2 separate regions of the Homo sapiens genome follow, and region 2 is linked to region 1. Evidence: chromatin loops called from intact Hi-C (ENCODE). Cell type or tissue: ascending aorta. All regions are shown on one strand.

Region 1 (8,000 bases):
AAAAAAAATCTCTATTATGTTGGTAATAGTTAATTGCTTGGAACCTAAACACTTTCAAACCTAAAAGTGCACATATAAGCTCTGCCTCCATAATCATTGCATCATAAGAGTATCTGGCCACTTATCTCCTGTGTACAGAATAGCTGTCAACAAAAGACCTATTATACGTGGTACTTTCGCCTATCTATCTGTAAAGATCAGTTTAGTTTTAAGCCAAATATAGGAGCATGAAACTAGGCAGCAGTGGGTCTGGGGTGTGAGACAAAATGCACTGGGATCAATGTTGAGGTCTGTCCTGGTTTGAGATTATTCCTCATTTAGGGAAATCACCAGGTTCTATGGTCTTCTTGGATTTTGGATTTAAACTCAGTTGAATCTTAAAGTCCCATTCACTCTAGGCCTCCATAGGTCACTCTGAGGCCGTTCCTGTAATAAGAGAATCTAGAACATGGTATGTGGCAGCCAGCCTCCAAGACGGCCTCCCATGGTCCACATCTCCTGATTTTGTGGCTTTGTGCAGTCCCCACCCACAAGGAATCCATGCTGTCCTATGTGATCAGTACAATATGGCAAGAGTGACTATGTATGATTCCCAAGGCTATCATATAAAAGGCATTGCAGCCTCTGCCTCCCTCTCTTGGATCACCCACTTCAGAAGGAGCCAGTCACCGTGCTGTGATGGCAGTCATGTTGTGGGGTCAGGAAGCAAGGTCCCTGGCCAACAGCCAGCACCAACTTGCCAGACACAGAATGATAAGCATCATTAAAATAAAATGACTTTATCAAAATATGATAATTCTTTTCTTAAAAGAAATGTAATACATATTTTCTTTTTTCTGTTTTTTTTTGTTTGTTTGTTTTGTTTTTTGATACAGAGTTTCCCTCTTATTGCCCAGGCTGGAGCGCAATGGCATGATCTCGGCTCACTGCAACCTCCACCTCCTGGTTCAAGCGATTCTCCTGCCTCAGCCTCCTGAGTAGCTGGGATTACAGGCGCCTGCCACCATGCCCAGCTAATTTTTGTATTTTTAGTAGAGATGGGGTTTTACCATGTTGGCCAGGCTGGTCTCAAACTCCTGACCTCAGGTGATCTACCCACCTTGGCCTCCCAAAGTGCTGGGATTACAGGCATGAGCCACCGTGCCCGGCCTACACGTTTTCTTTATAGAAAATTGATCACAAAGAGAATCTAAATCATCTGGATATAACCTCCTGTTCTCCAAGGCTTTGTTTTTTTTTCTCCCCACTTTTTCCTTCTTTTGAGCCATGCCTGATGCATTTGTATGACTATTTTAAATGTCAAGGACATGATCATTTGGGTTTATTCTAAGTTAAGAAAGTTGAAAACGACAAAAAAAAAATTAGAACTCTGGGAGTTTTCATCTCCTCCCCTAACCCAGAATCCCTACCTAGGGACCTGGAGAATCAAAGAAAAATCTCAGTAATGTTATGAACTAACATTCCTTTATAGTGAGAACCCTCATGAGGATGGTGAATCTCAGGAAGCAATAACAATATCAATAGCTTCTCTTTATGAGGCCTTACTATACGCCACGCACATGTGTCAAATACTATATTATTTCACTGAATTCTACCTAAAGATGTAGGTGCTTTTTAGTATTATCCCCATTTTGCAGACAAAGTAACTGAGGCTCAATGAAGTCAAGTAGCTTGCCTGGATCACACAGGTATTCCTTGGGGGAATCAGGATTTGATTCCTGGATAAGGATTTGATTCCTAATTTGATTCTAACTTAAGAACTCATGCTCTTCTTCCTCACATACCATGCTGCCTCCCACAGGAGTAAGAACAGTTACTTTATGCCAGGTAGCTGAGGCTAAAAGGGGATAAAGCAGGCAACCTGATGAACAGAATGGTGATTTTGTTATTAGCTTGATGGAAAAAGCATAAGAACAGGATATCATAGTGGTCAAGCTCATGGGCTCCGAAACCAAGGTTGCCTGTATTCCCAGCAATGCCAGGTGACCTTGGGTGAATGACTTAATTTCTCTTAGCCTTAGCTTCCTCTTTTGTATAATGTGGGAATAAGAATAGTATCTACCTGATAAACCTGTTTTGAGAATTAAAACATACAATATAGGGAATGTGCATAGCTCATACTTGACATATAGTGTTTGTTAATAATGAGAGCTTACATTATTGGAGGCCTATTGTCAATGCTAGCCACTGTTATTACTAAGGGCAGTTGGTGGTCTATAGCATATAGCCCTGGAACACTACATAAGGCAGGCCTGAAAAGAGACAGATAACAGTGGGGTTTACAGGACAGGAAGGGGAATAGTCAGTGGTGGGGTTGATCGGGTTATGCAACCAAGTAATTTCACTTGGCTTGGCAAAGAACACAGGATCACAGCAGACCCAGTGAAGTAGGATTGTGACTGGCCCACAGGGGCTGAATTCTGCAGCATCTTTGAGGGACAGGGCCTTTGGTGCTGAAAGAAGATAATACATTTCCCAAGTTAATCATTTCCAGTTACCTGGCTTGGGTAAAGGTGAGTCCCTGGACAATTAATTCAGTGCCATTCAGGTGATGAGAAGCGATTGTGCCAAGATAACCATATTCCCCACTGACTATACCTGAGGCCAGCCAAGAACTCCATGACAGCGTTGTAGTTGCCCATGTTCCAGCAGCATTTGGCCACATGCACCAAATATGAAAAGACTTCTCGCTTCTCCTCCATGGAGCCTGCCGTGAGGATCAGCCATGTCACCCAGGAGCTCACCTGGAAAACACACAGAGACATTCACGGGAATTATGTCCTAGAAGCTTGGCAATTTTTTTTTCCAAAAGCATTCTTTGTTTTTCTAAAAATATCAATTTGGTATTAGGAAATGAAAGACCTGTAGGTCCTGGCTGGGCGTGGTGGTTCACGCCTGTAATCCCAGCACTTTGGGAGGCTGAGGTGGGCGAATCACCTGAGGTCAGGAGTTTGAGACCAGCCTGGCCAGCGTGGTGAAAGCCCGTTTCTACTAAAAATACAAAAATTAGCTGGGCATGGTGGCAGGCGCCTATAATTCCAACTACTTGGGAAGCTGAGGCAGGAGAATCGCTTGAACCCTGCCTCAGCTTCAAGGTTGAAGGTTGCAGCGAGCAGCGAGAGGCAGAGGTTGCAGCGAGCCGAGATTGTACCACTGCACTGCAGCCTGGGTGACAGAGCAAGGCTCTGTCTCAAAAAAAAAAAAAAAAAAAAAAAAAAGACCTATAGGTCCTTAATCTCTTATAACTCTCTCTTTATTTTCTTTAAAACAAGAAGGCTGAAAAAGGCAATTCATAAAATCCTTTGATTGAAAAAATTTCTTTTGACTATAAGAAAATAAGGCCTAAGGATAATTTTGATTGAAAGATATTTGACTGATGGACATTAAAATGAAATGTACTTAACCCATCAGTTAAAGACATTTACTAAGTATTAAAATACATAATATCAAAGGAAAAATAAAAACATTTTTAAACAATCTTTTACAAATGCTTTATCTATTATGCCCCTCAAATGACAAAATATTATGAACAAATATTTATAGAGCACTTATTATGTGCCAGGAGCCATTCTAAGCACTTTACCTATATTACCTCATTTATCTCTCACAACAATTCTAAGAGTCAGGGACTGTTACTGTCCTCAGGGATGTGTGTAAGGTCTTCAACCACGTTGAAGGTAGCAAAGCCTAGGTTTGAACTTAGGGTGTCTTCTCCAGAGGTTGCATTATCAACCACTCACAAAATGCCTGATGTGTTTACACAAACTCTAATGTTCTTCAGTTCTGGGCTTAAAGTTATTCTAATGTGATTCGTTTTTCCTGCTACACAGACTGGAGGACAATATTTAAAAATAATCCATGTCTACACCCTCCCCTTATGATATGCAGCCTCTAAATCATCTGCTTCTGCTCTATGATTATTTTGCTGCCACCTTTACTTTGGTGCTTAGATGCTGGTGTCCACCTAAGTTACCTTCTCTATCCTGACTAGCATCTGGGTTGATAAGCTTGGTTGTCAACAGACCAAAGTCTTGGTCTTGACCTCACATGGCCCTACAAGCTCCGCTTGGTTCAGCATCAGTGCTGAAGCCTGGACAGCAACACTTTTCTCTGGACTAAGTTAGAGAGGCCGGAACACAGAGTTTATGGTGACCCATGACAACTGCAGGAAATAAGAGCTCAAGGTCAATGGCATACTGCCTGTAAGTGGATAAAATGATAAGAATTAATGGCATTGAGTGCTGGCAGCAACCACAGAGGGCAGTGCAACCCCATTTTTCCAGATCGAGAATCTATGGCTCATGGGAGAAGTGACTTTTCAAGGTCACAATTCTTGTTGATGTCAAAAGTAGGACTCCCAGCCCAGTGCTCTTTCATCTGGTGAAAGTTGACAGTTTCTTTCTTTCTTTCTTCCTTTTTTAGACAGAATCTTGCTTCGTTGCCCAGGCTGGAGTGCAATGGTATGATCTTGGCTCACTGCAACCTCGAGTAACTGGGATTACAAGGCCTGCCACCTCGCCCGGCTAATTTTTGTATTTTTAGTAGAGATGGGTTTCACCATGTTGGCCAGGCTGGTCTTGAACTCCTGACCTCAAGTGATCCACCCACCTCGGCCTCCCAAAGTGCTGGGATTACGGGCGTGAGCCACCGCACCCAGCCGAAAGGTGAGTTTTTTCAGACTTGGCTCTGGGTAGGTCCTCCTAAGCACTCAGTTTTGAGCTGCATATGTGAAGGCAGAGCAGGAATAAAAGGAGAAAATACTGAGAAGAGTCCAAAATATGACTAAAGAGATGAAAAAAACAAAATGAATGGTTGCTCACACCTCTTTCCTATCCCTACATAGAAACAAACAGGAAAATCAGAGCAACAGGGAGTTTTAGTGATAAAACAGGTCTATTCTCTGGTATGAGCCAGAGGCACTGGAGTAATTAATAATCTTCCTCTTCCCTTCTGAAACAGACTGAAGCAAAACGTGCTGGGCTACCTGCCACCCTCAAGCTCAGTCCTGAGCCTAGTGGGCTCCCAGCATGTGCCTCTGCCCTCCATCTGTACTGGACTTCACTGGGCCCTCAGGTGGCATCAGGAGAACAGGTCTGGAATCAGACCCTTGGGACAAACCCTGGTCCACATCATCCCAGGAACTGTCTGGGATTCCTAGTGCTGACCCGTCTCCTGCAGCTATGAGTAACCCCTTGCTCACAGTCTCCATGCCTGTCCTCTCACTTGATTCCTTGGTTAAAAGTCACCTTTGTGAAACCCTGGCTCACTAGAGCAAGAAATTATTTTGCTAACAGAGACTGAGTCATTGGTGCATCCATCTAATTCTTCCTTTAGTCTGACTGGCTTTTGATGAGCCCTATCCTAAAATGGGAAACCATCAGCAAACACTTAGCATCATAACCCTACTGACTCTTTGAGTTGGAAATTCAAACACTTCTCACAAATAAAAATGAGATCCTGAAAAGTAAAAAAACAGTTTCTCAAAGCCACCCAACTCATTAGTTGTTGAGGCCTCTGGCTATATTGTCTCTATGGCTTTAGCTCCTTTCTAGTTGAAATTGATGGCAAATCAGGGTCTCTGGAAAGTTGTCATTCTTTCAGGCTGTTCTGATACCATGCATTGACTTACTAGTCCAGTGGCTGGAAAGGGTTAACTCACCTCCCCCTGGAGAGGTCTGCTTCACAGGGCAGGTGGAGACCACCACTTGGTTTGTGTCACAATCCTGATCACTCATCCAGATTTATTTCCTATCAGTCAAATCATTTTCCATATACTTTCCCACAATGCTAGGAAAAAAACAGCGATACCATATTTCACATGGAAACCTAATTTAAACCAACTGTTCCATTGCCGAGTGTGAGTCCCCAGGGCCCTGGTTGTTGAGATTATGTAAGCACTGTTATCATAAACACACACACAGACACACCACACACACACACACACACGCACACACACCCCAACATCTGTTTACAAGCCTCACGGACAATTCTTATTATGGTCTGATGTATTCATAATTTTATAAGCATTAAATGGTGAGAGGGCCACCGCTAGTTATAAAATAATAAATGACACAAAAAGGAAATGAAGATTCAGTGACAAATGTCAAAATGTTGACCAAAGCATAAAAGGTGGTCACATTTACTAAGTGGAAAATGGGATGTGTTGCCAATCCAGAAAGAATTTCTGTGCAATCACACAGAAAAACAAAAAAATCATATAAATATAAAGTACTATGGTTTAGGCATAGGGAGTGCTACTAGAGCAGAAAGGTGTTAATGGTAGCAGATTATTTTGCTTATTTCAATAGTAAGCACAGAATGAGGAGAGAATCTGGCCCCCAGCCCAATTCTTTAAGCACCTCTCCCAGAAGGTTCTGGGCTTACCCTGACATCATAACCCCCTGGACCATGCCCACAACTCCTCCACAACTGCCCCTCCCAAAATATCTTTTTTTCCTTCCTTTTGCTTTTCTCAGTACTCTTGGGCTTAGCCAAATAGAACAGTTTACTCCCTCTCCTCACATCAAATACCTTATTGGTGTCACACATGCTCATTTTGGAAGGAATTTTCTTGCATCATTCAAAATGACCTTTCCCTGGTCCACCATGTCTTGCTTGTGTCCTCTGCAAAGCCAAATCTTTACTTTGGCCCACCAGGCCCCTGTCCATTCTCCAATCACCTCACCTCTCCCCTATATCCCTCCTTTTAGGGAGGTAAAGTAGGCTTTTTAACATCTCAGGAATCTTGAACTGGTTGTTCCTTCTGCAGGAAGGCTTCCCCATCACCCCAGATTCAATTTTTTTTTTTTTTTTTTTGTAGAGATGGAGTATCACTATGTTGCCCAGGCTGATCTTGAACTTCTGGCCTCAAGTGATCCTCCCGCTTCCGCTTCCATAGCATTGGCATTACAGTTGATCCACCACACACGGCCTGGCATTTTATTCATTGAACCCTACTCATCCTTTAGGCAGCACTGCCCTGAGACCATGCCATCAGGATCCTGCCCTGGACCCCAGGTTTCAGAAGGCTCCACACTGGCTGTCGTCCAGCTGTGCCCTCTCCATAGAGTAAGAAGTCTATGGGGTGGAGGGGACGTGCCTGTCCATAGGCTGCACACTCACTTCTAGATAATTTATCCCTTGTAAACCCACGCTTCCCAAATTCCCTGTCCAAACAGCACCAAGCCCACTGCTGGTCTGCAAGGGCTGTTTATCTGGATCAGTCCTTCAGAGGGTAGATTGTAACCCCTAGGCCTAAAGCCAGGCCAGAGGGCAGTGGGGGTGGGGGTGATGTGTGGACAGGGTTTGAACTTGAGGCCTGAGGTATACATACTCTGGCACACAAGCCAGGATGGGAAGAGAAGGTGGGAAGGCCAACATGCTGGGGCCTCCCTTGTACTCACGCCCTGGCCCCCTAAAGGAAAGGGTGAGGCTGCCTTCAGGAGTCTGATAAAAACATCATTTTCTTGAGCAGAACTTCCTTGACTTCCCACCTGGAGTGTGTCCACACACTGCATGCTCTGTGGTGCCCCCACATCACCCTGACCCTAGCGCACATTTAGTGCTGTGATCCTCATTAAGGCAGATGCTGGATCTGCTATGCTCACGGGTAAGCAGCAGTGTCGGTGACCTGTCAGGATCTGCCCTCGGTAAGTTTAAACAAGAGTCAGCGAAGGAGTGAACATATGAATGAATGAATGAATGAATGAATGAATGAAGCTTACCTCCTCTAGGGAGGCTTTTCTCATGGTTCACCTAGCACCTTTCATTCCATTTCTTCCTACTTCTCTTTGACTTAATGTAGGACCTTGAGTTCAAAGTTTCACTTGTATTCTCACCACTGCATGGATCTGCCTCTGGTTTATTTTTGTTATATTTGTGTGCCTGACTCTTTCACATGGGCCTGTTCTGTCTCCCCCAGCAGACCCTTAGACCTCCAGGACAGAGACCATCTTTCCCACATTTCCAGCATGGAGTTGCTCAGTGTCTCTGGCAGACAG
Region 2 (8,000 bases), 310 kb after region 1:
ACATCCTCTGCCAGGTGCAGTGGCTCAAGCCTGTAATCCCAGCACTTTGGGAGGCCCATGAGGGTGGATCACCTGAGCTCAGGAATTCGAGACTGACCTGGGCAACATGGCAAAACCCCATCTCTACAAAAAATTTAAAAAGTAGCCTGGTGTGGTGGCAGCTACTTAGGAGGCTGAGGTGGGAGGATTGCTTGAGCCCTGAAGGCAGAGGTTGCAGTGAGCTGAGATTGTGCTACTGCACTCCAGCCTGGGTGACAAAGTGAGACCCCGTCTCAATACATACATAAATTTAAAAAAGTGCATCCTTGCTTGCCTCTTTCCCCCTCCCTGGTCTGTTTTCCTCATGAGCTTTTCCTGAAGAGCATATGCCCAGTAAATCACACACACCTCAACCTCTGTCTGGGGCTCTCCTAGGGAATCTGACCTCATACTAGTACCAAGTGTCACTGGCATCATTTTATAGATTCCAGACATTGATAACATGTGATGACAATACACTGATAAGATATCTAACTGCTCTCTTCACTTTATAAAATCATGCTTGGGACCTCAGAGATCATTTAGTCATCTTAGAGGTGAGGACATGTATTATATATATGTAGATATATACTTTATATTATTTATATATTTATTCTCCTGCTTTTTCCACTTAATATCATAACATGACGATTTCTCTTTACTTCTTTTTTTGTGGCTCCATTTGGTAAGCTTTGTAAAAAGAACTTGTATTTGGGGCCGGGTGTGGTGGCTCACACCTGTAATCCCAGCCCTTTGGGAGGCTGAGGTGGGCAGATCACCTGAGGTCATGAGTTCAAGACCAGCTTGGCCAACATGGTGAAACCCCGTCTCTACCAAAAATACAAAAAAATTAGCCGGACATCATGGTGGGCACTTGTAATCCCAGCTACTCGGGAGAATGAGGCAGGAGAATCGCTTGAACCCGGGGGGCAGAGGTTGCAGTGAGCTGAGATGGTGCCACTGCACTCCAGCCTGGGTGACAGAGCGAGACTCCATCACAAAACAAAACAAAACAAAACAAAAACAAAAACAAAAAACTTTTAAGTTCAGGGGTACATGTGCAGATTTGTTATATAGGTAAACCTGTGTCTTGGGAGTTTGTTGTACAGATTATTTCATCACACAGGTGTTAAGCCTAGTACCCATTAGTTATTTTTCCTGATCCTTTCCCTTCTCCTACCCTCTACCCTCTGGAAGGCTCCAGTGTCCACTGTTCCTCCTCTATGTGTCCATGTGTTCTCAACATTTAGCTCCCACTTATAAGTGAGAACGTGTGGTATTTGGTTTTCTCTTCCTGTGTTAGTTTGCTAAGGATAACGAGCTCAAGCTCCATTCATGTTCCTGCAAAGGACATGATCTTGTTTTTTTATAGCTGTATAGTATTCCATGGTGTATATGTAGCACATTTTCCTGACACAGTCCACTATTGATGGGCATTTAGGCTGATTCCATGTCTTTGCTGTGAATAGTGCTGCAATGAACATATGTGTGCATGTCTTTATGATAGAACGATTTCTATTCCTTTGGATTTCCCTTTACTTCTGTCTTTATAAAGATACTTGTGAAAAGATGCATAATATTCTAATCTATGAAGGTAGCTTTTTTAAACCTAATATACTCAAATGGAATAGTTATTTGTATTTTTATTATTATAAATTATAAAAGGGAATGTCTTTATGTAAATATTTGTTTCTGTGTTTCAGGGGTTTTTTCCCTTAGGAAAAATCTTCTAGAAATAGTTACTGGGCCACAGGGTATGATATGTATTGCAAATTTTTCAAAAAATTTTTACCAACTTAACATTCCCAACCACAATGCTGTCTGGCAATTTGAACCCTCTTGCCAATATCAAGTGTTATTTTTATAAAAACAAACCCCAAACTCTGACTTAAAGTGAAAAGAACTCACTGCTCCATTAATTTATCTTTATTTACAGTAAAGTTGATTTTTTCATATATTTATTAGCCATTTATTTTTCCTGTTTGGGGGCGTTTTCCCCCTTGTGTAGGGCTTTACTAATGAATTTGTACAGTTTTTGACAGCCACTCTGAAAAAATATTATACTAGTTGTGGACTTTGTTACTAAGCCCTTGATTTAGAGATATTTATGCTATAATTTCTCCAGAGCAACATTTTTTACCTGTTCTGTGGCAAAGTGTATGGGGAAAGATTTGAGTCTGGAGAAATTCCATTAGTAATTAACACTCAACCAAATTTACCTCCCTCGCTACAGGCAAGACGGAATGTCTTTAAGAGAGGATTTCTAAACATAAAATGTAATGTGATAATTAAACAAAATATTTAAAGTGGAATGGAGGCAGAAATGAAAACAACCAGAAAACACTTACATATTTATGAAAAAACACAAAGTGGGCAGATGACATTGTTCAAAATGCTAGGGTTAGGGCAATGTAACCCATGTGCCTCGAAGATACTAACAAATTCAGACATCCCTAATGTTAGGTTTGTCTTAGGATTTCAACTTGTGGTTTTAAAAATGTTTCTCATTTGGTTGTTTTCTTATTTCAGAAATAAAGTTGACACTAAGAAAAATCCAATTGGATAGATAATCAACACTGCAAGTCAAGCAAGTGTTTTAGCCTCCTTCTCAGTGCAGTGTTATCATTTATCTGTTTTCATGATTAAAAAAATTAAGTGCTGACAGTTTTTCAAGAGACAAGATTAAATTCTGTACTGAAATTCTTCAAGCTTGAGCTCTAGCCAGAGGTGAACTTTATTTTGGAAAATCTGAGAAAATAAGCTCCATTAATTCTGAGGTGTGGAAAGAAAGATCTTGAAATACCCCTCACTTCTCCAGACACATTATTTAACCTAGCACATTCCTTACAGCAGCTGTTCCAAATCTTTTCCACTTTCCCCAAACCCTCCTAAGCCGTATGGAGAAGGCAGATGCTGGGTGACCTTCCTTGTCCAAGCTCCTCCCATCTCCAAATGCCCCCATGTCTACTCCCACTGAATCATAAATTCTTTTAGGACAGCCCACTGTCTTTCCTTTACACTCCCCTTCTCCTAGTCCAAAACGGAGTGCCCTGTTCATAAGAATGGTTCACTAAGAGTTTAAAAAGGAATGATTGGGGCAAAATCAACTTAAACAACATGGATCCTAGATTTTGCTGGTAGTCAGACCCTGACTAGAGTCAGTTTCCTTGGAATAATGAACTAAGGCAGGAACACAGCAGAGTGCCCCATACAGGCCTAAGTTAGAACCTGGTCCTACCACTCATTAACTGGGTGATCCGGGACAAATTAACCTCTCAACCCCACTCCCCCTCATTCTTCAGATACTTCATCTCAAAAAATGAGGAACATAGAAATTCCTGGCTCTTAGAGCTCTTAGGAGGATTAAATCAGAGAATGGAGTTGGTGCAGAATGTACCAGTTAATAAGCGCTCAAAATAGCTGTAATACATGTTGTCATATATCTTCAATATATCAAACCTCTGAATAATTTGCCAGGTTTGCAAACTGTTTTCCTAATCTCTTTCTGCCTTATGCAGGCAAACCTCAGTTTAAAAAAAGGAAAGAGGGTGTTGAAGGAGAGCTGATGGGAATTGTTTCTCAGCTCCTTCACCCTGATTTTAGAACTTTGATCTACCTCTGAAGCCAGGAAAACCTGCACCTCCCCCACTCCAGGATGGAGGACAGAACACATGACCTCTGCTTTACTTCGCCATCGGCTCTATGTACCGCGACTCCCTCTCCGATTCTAGTAGTCCCTAGCTCAGTGCCTGGCGTAGGGTGGCGCGCAACAGTCTGCACAGTTGAGTTGCTTAAATCCCCACGTCCCTTCTCACGAATGGACTCTGGGCAGAGTTGCTTACTTCTGTACCTGCCTGCTTGCATCTTAGAGATCATTTTTGTTCTGCAGACTCTAAAGCTCTTCCTCTGATTCCTATCAGAGCATAACTCAATCACAAAGATTTCAGGGCGGACTATTCCATATGCATTGATTATTTGTCGGTTCACTTAGTAAACATTTATTCAATGCCTACTGTGCTTTTTAAAAAAAGAAGAGCACATGTTTAGCTATAGAAGAACTTGTTTGCTTTTTTCCCCCTCAGATCCTTTAAACTCCGGTGAGGTTACCTTTCTCTTTTTGAGGCTTTAAAATAATGTCTGACTATAGTGACATCTACTGGTAAAACTGAGCTCTAAGCCAAGGGAATCATAAGCACCTAGCCTGTTATTTTGACAGTTCTTTTTTCCCTAAGTGTGGTCCAGGCGGATGTCCAAATCAACATTCTTTGATAATAAGAACTACTAAACCACTTCATTAAAGTCACTTTCCTGCTAATGATTTCTGAATCTTAAAAGCTGTTCTGTTTAAAATACTACCGCTATCCTTGCTGAAAAATCACAGACCAAGATGCCAGGCAGCCTTTTGAAAGGACCATACTTAAGAAAGTGCACAGAACCTTAGAAAGATATTGCATTAAAGTAACTCATATTGAATTGAATGGCTGCAAGCCCTGGCTAACACAGCATTGCTATGAACTGATGGATTCCAGGACATTTCAGTTCACGAATGAATTATTATTTAAAAGTTAATTTGTATGCCATGTGGCAGATACGATAACAAAGAGATGAGGTCACCGGATTCTTCTATTAAAGAAGTCATTGGTCAGGTTTAGGATTTTATTTTACACATAATGAAGTATTCAGTTGTTAAATTCTCAAGGTATCCATCAACAGGACATTTAACACAACATAAATACTGTGCATTTGCTGAAAAGAAAAGCAGGAAGGAATAAGAAATAATGCTTTTATAATATTAGTAAATTATATTTTCTAAAATGGAAAAATAAAGCTTTTTTAAGAATAGATTTTTAATTACCTTGAATTCTGGGAGAGAAACAACTATATAATTCTCCAGTAATTTGTTGCTAGCTTGCAAAATGTTAACTACGTCTGCTGGTGCCAATGAGTTTTATCAATCAAGATGCGTTTGGCTAGATGTCCTCATGGCAGCAAGAGGCTGAAGCAGCTCTAGCACCACCTCCTTACACAAACAGAAAACACTCTTCAGAAGCCTCATTGTGAGAACAAGCAACTCTTTCCCAGAGGTGTTGCCTGCAGACTGCCTCTCACGTATCATTGGTCAGAACTGGTTACTTTGCCCCTTTCTAAGCCAATCACTGGCAAGAGGATTGGAATGTTTGGTTTAGAGACTAATTGAAATTCACCCCTACCTTAGCCCCTCCTCTGGGTTTGGGTTGGGTGCACTTTCATCAGCGCGTGGCACGAGAACTTAAAACTGGGGAGATTCAAGCAAGGAAAAAGGGAGGAGGTTGAATTTGGGTAAGGAAACAATGGTGTCTACTACAATCAAGAGGTGAATGTGTGGGGAGGATAATGAGGCAGATGTGGGTCTCTAGAAATCTGCGTCGGATGGGAAGAACGAGGGTGCCAACCCAAGAGAAATGCTGGAGCGAGAGAAATGTTTGTTTGATTTTGTTTGGTGTGAATATAGAAGAGATCTGAACATATCTATAAGCAGAAGAGGGGTCAGTAGAAATGAAGAGTTTGAGAACTCAGAAAAACAAGTTCCCGGAGCAGATGAGAAAGAATGGAATCTCCAGTCAGGTACCAGACTTTGGGATTTGGAAGACCAAATTTCAAAAAAATGGCTGAGTCCATCAGAAAATTGCCAACTTTTAATTTCTTTGATCAGGGGCTTTAAAAAAAAAGTTAACAATTCTTAATTAAAGTTACTTTCGATTACAATTAATTGAAGGTAATCACAATTAATTTCCATTTATTTATCAGTTTCTGGATTTTAAACATTTTTCTTGTTAACTTTCTCCAGTTTTTTTTTTTTGGCTATCAATTACGTTATTGTGAAAATCTGAATAAGGTTGGCATAATAGATGATAGCACTGTATTGATGTTAATGTTCTGATTTTGCACATTTTACTATGCTTATTGAGAGAATGTCCTTTTAAAGGAAATATACACTGCAGGACTGTAGAAGTGCGATGGTCAATTTTATGTGTCAATGTGGCTAGGCTAACGGCACCCAGTGGTTTGGTCAAACACCAAAATAGATGTTGCTGGAAAGGTATTTTTTAGATGTGATTAACATTTAACTCAGTAGACTTTGAGTAAAGCAGATGGCCCTCCGTAATGTGAGTGGGCTTCATCCAATCAATTGAAGACTTTAAGAACAAAGACTGAGGTTTCCGAAAGAAGGAATTCTCCTCAAAGTTGCAACATAGAAACCCTGCTTGAATTTCCAGCCTGCTGCTCTATGGAATTCAGACTCAAGATTGCAATATTGACTTTTACCTTAATTTTCCAGCCTGCTAGGCTGCCCTATGGATTTCCGACCTGCCAACACACACAATCCCATAAGCCAATTTCATAAAATATATGTCTACTTTCCTTCTTCTCCTCCTCCCTGTACGTTCTTCTTTCTCTTTCATCCATTCATATATATATATTTTATATATATATATTTTATATATATTTTATATATATACATGTTATATATATATTTTATATATATACTTTATATATATATTTTATATATATACTTTATATATATATTTTATATATATACTTTATATATATATTTTATATATATATATATATATATATATATATATATATATATATATATGGAGAACTGTGACCCCCGACTATACAGGGGTAAATGGCTTCATGTTTTCAACTTACTCTCAAATATTAACTCTAGGGGAATCTGGGTAATGGGAATTCTTTGTACAATTCTTGCAGTGTTTCTGTAATTCTGTAATTCTGAAATTATGTCAAATTAATTATGTCAAATTAAAATTATGTCAAATTATGTCAAAATAAAAAGTTAACAGCAACATTTATTTGAAAGCCAGTTTGGAACATAGCTTTTCTCTTATATATAAGCATATAAACTTGGCTACATTCCTGAGGTAGCTGACAAAGTCCAATTTAACACATAATGTAGCTGAAATACTGTGCCCTCCCACAGGGATTAAATAGGAAGAAAGCAAGACCGTTTTAACGGTGATTCAACCAGAAGGGAAAACACTGAGATTGAGTAACAAATTTTAATTCATCTTTACTTGGGTGGAAAAACGATTGCACAGTTTAATATTCAACTGCCAATGTGGAAAATGGGGGAAAAAAACAACAGCTGGTGGGTTGAGGAAAGAATGGTTGATAAAGAAGAAACAAGTGCTTGGGTGTACCTAGAGAGGAAGGGAGGAGAGTTTTAAGGGAGGTTTTGTTTGATTTGGTTTGATCTGAAGAAATTTGAGCATATTTATACACAGAGGATGGAGCTAGGGTTGAGTGAATAGTTGAAATAATATCAGAGAGAAACAAATGGGATCTTAAGCAAGCAGTGTTTTTTAAAATTTTATATACCATCAATTTGTTTTAATAGTAAAACTGGAGGACCAATATAAAGTTGTTGACTTTTATATTTGCCAAGTGAAGACTTTAAACACACACACACACAGCCACCCAAACAATGACTATCCACTATTACCATAATTTCATAAAGGGTAAACACTAATACATAAAGGCAAAATGTAAACACTTACTAGATTTAGCATGGTGTTCTTATTTCACTGAGGACTGTTTTATGGACTCTGGCTTTTTAAGTTAGTCTTGGCTGAGCATCTATAAGCACCTGTGTCTATCCTGGTAACCTGTGTGAAGCCTGCTGAAGAGGGATGTTCTCAAACACACACTTTGGATGGTGGTACATCCTCATCTCCTCCATTGTGGCTTTGGTTCTTCCGAGGGCTTGCTTCCCCTTACCTCCATAGGTGATCCAGGTAAGCCCTGACCTTGGCTCTAGGTTCCGGTTCCTCCTCCTCCAAGGGCAACCTTACAAGTGGAACTGTGGCACTCACCTCCACTGGCTTTACTGAAATTGCATGTTTATCTTCGAAGTTTTTGAATACTTTTTATCACCAATTCTGCCCTTTGTTAATGTTCAAACCCACTTATCTCTTTCT

The links. Peaks named below come from ENCODE experiments on the same cell type or tissue, not always from the same donor. Only the 100,000 strongest peaks of a DNase experiment are listed, where the experiment ranks them.
Region 2: a loop joins it to region 1, with 3 times the contacts of the local background. A loop is called at or near these places in 14 of 110 quality-filtered maps.

Annotation. Positions count from the first base shown.
Region 1 is chr10:94,222,050-94,230,049 of GRCh38, reverse strand. It overlaps PLCE1 (phospholipase C epsilon 1), which reads right to left. Exons shown (of 33, transcript NM_016341.4): 5 at 2,599-2,744. Among named protein-coding and RNA genes, the nearest start is that of PLCE1-AS1, 61 kb to the left of the region's middle. In ascending aorta, a CTCF peak has its summit at 4,252; a DNase peak (open chromatin) is centred at 5,153; H3K27ac peaks cover 1,673 bases.
Region 2 is chr10:93,912,930-93,920,929 of GRCh38, reverse strand. No RefSeq gene overlaps it. Among named protein-coding and RNA genes, the nearest start is that of SLC35G1, 23 kb to the right of the region's middle. In ascending aorta, a CTCF peak has its summit at 4,183 (motif pointing left); no DNase peak of the experiment used is centred here; H3K4me3 peaks cover 446 bases.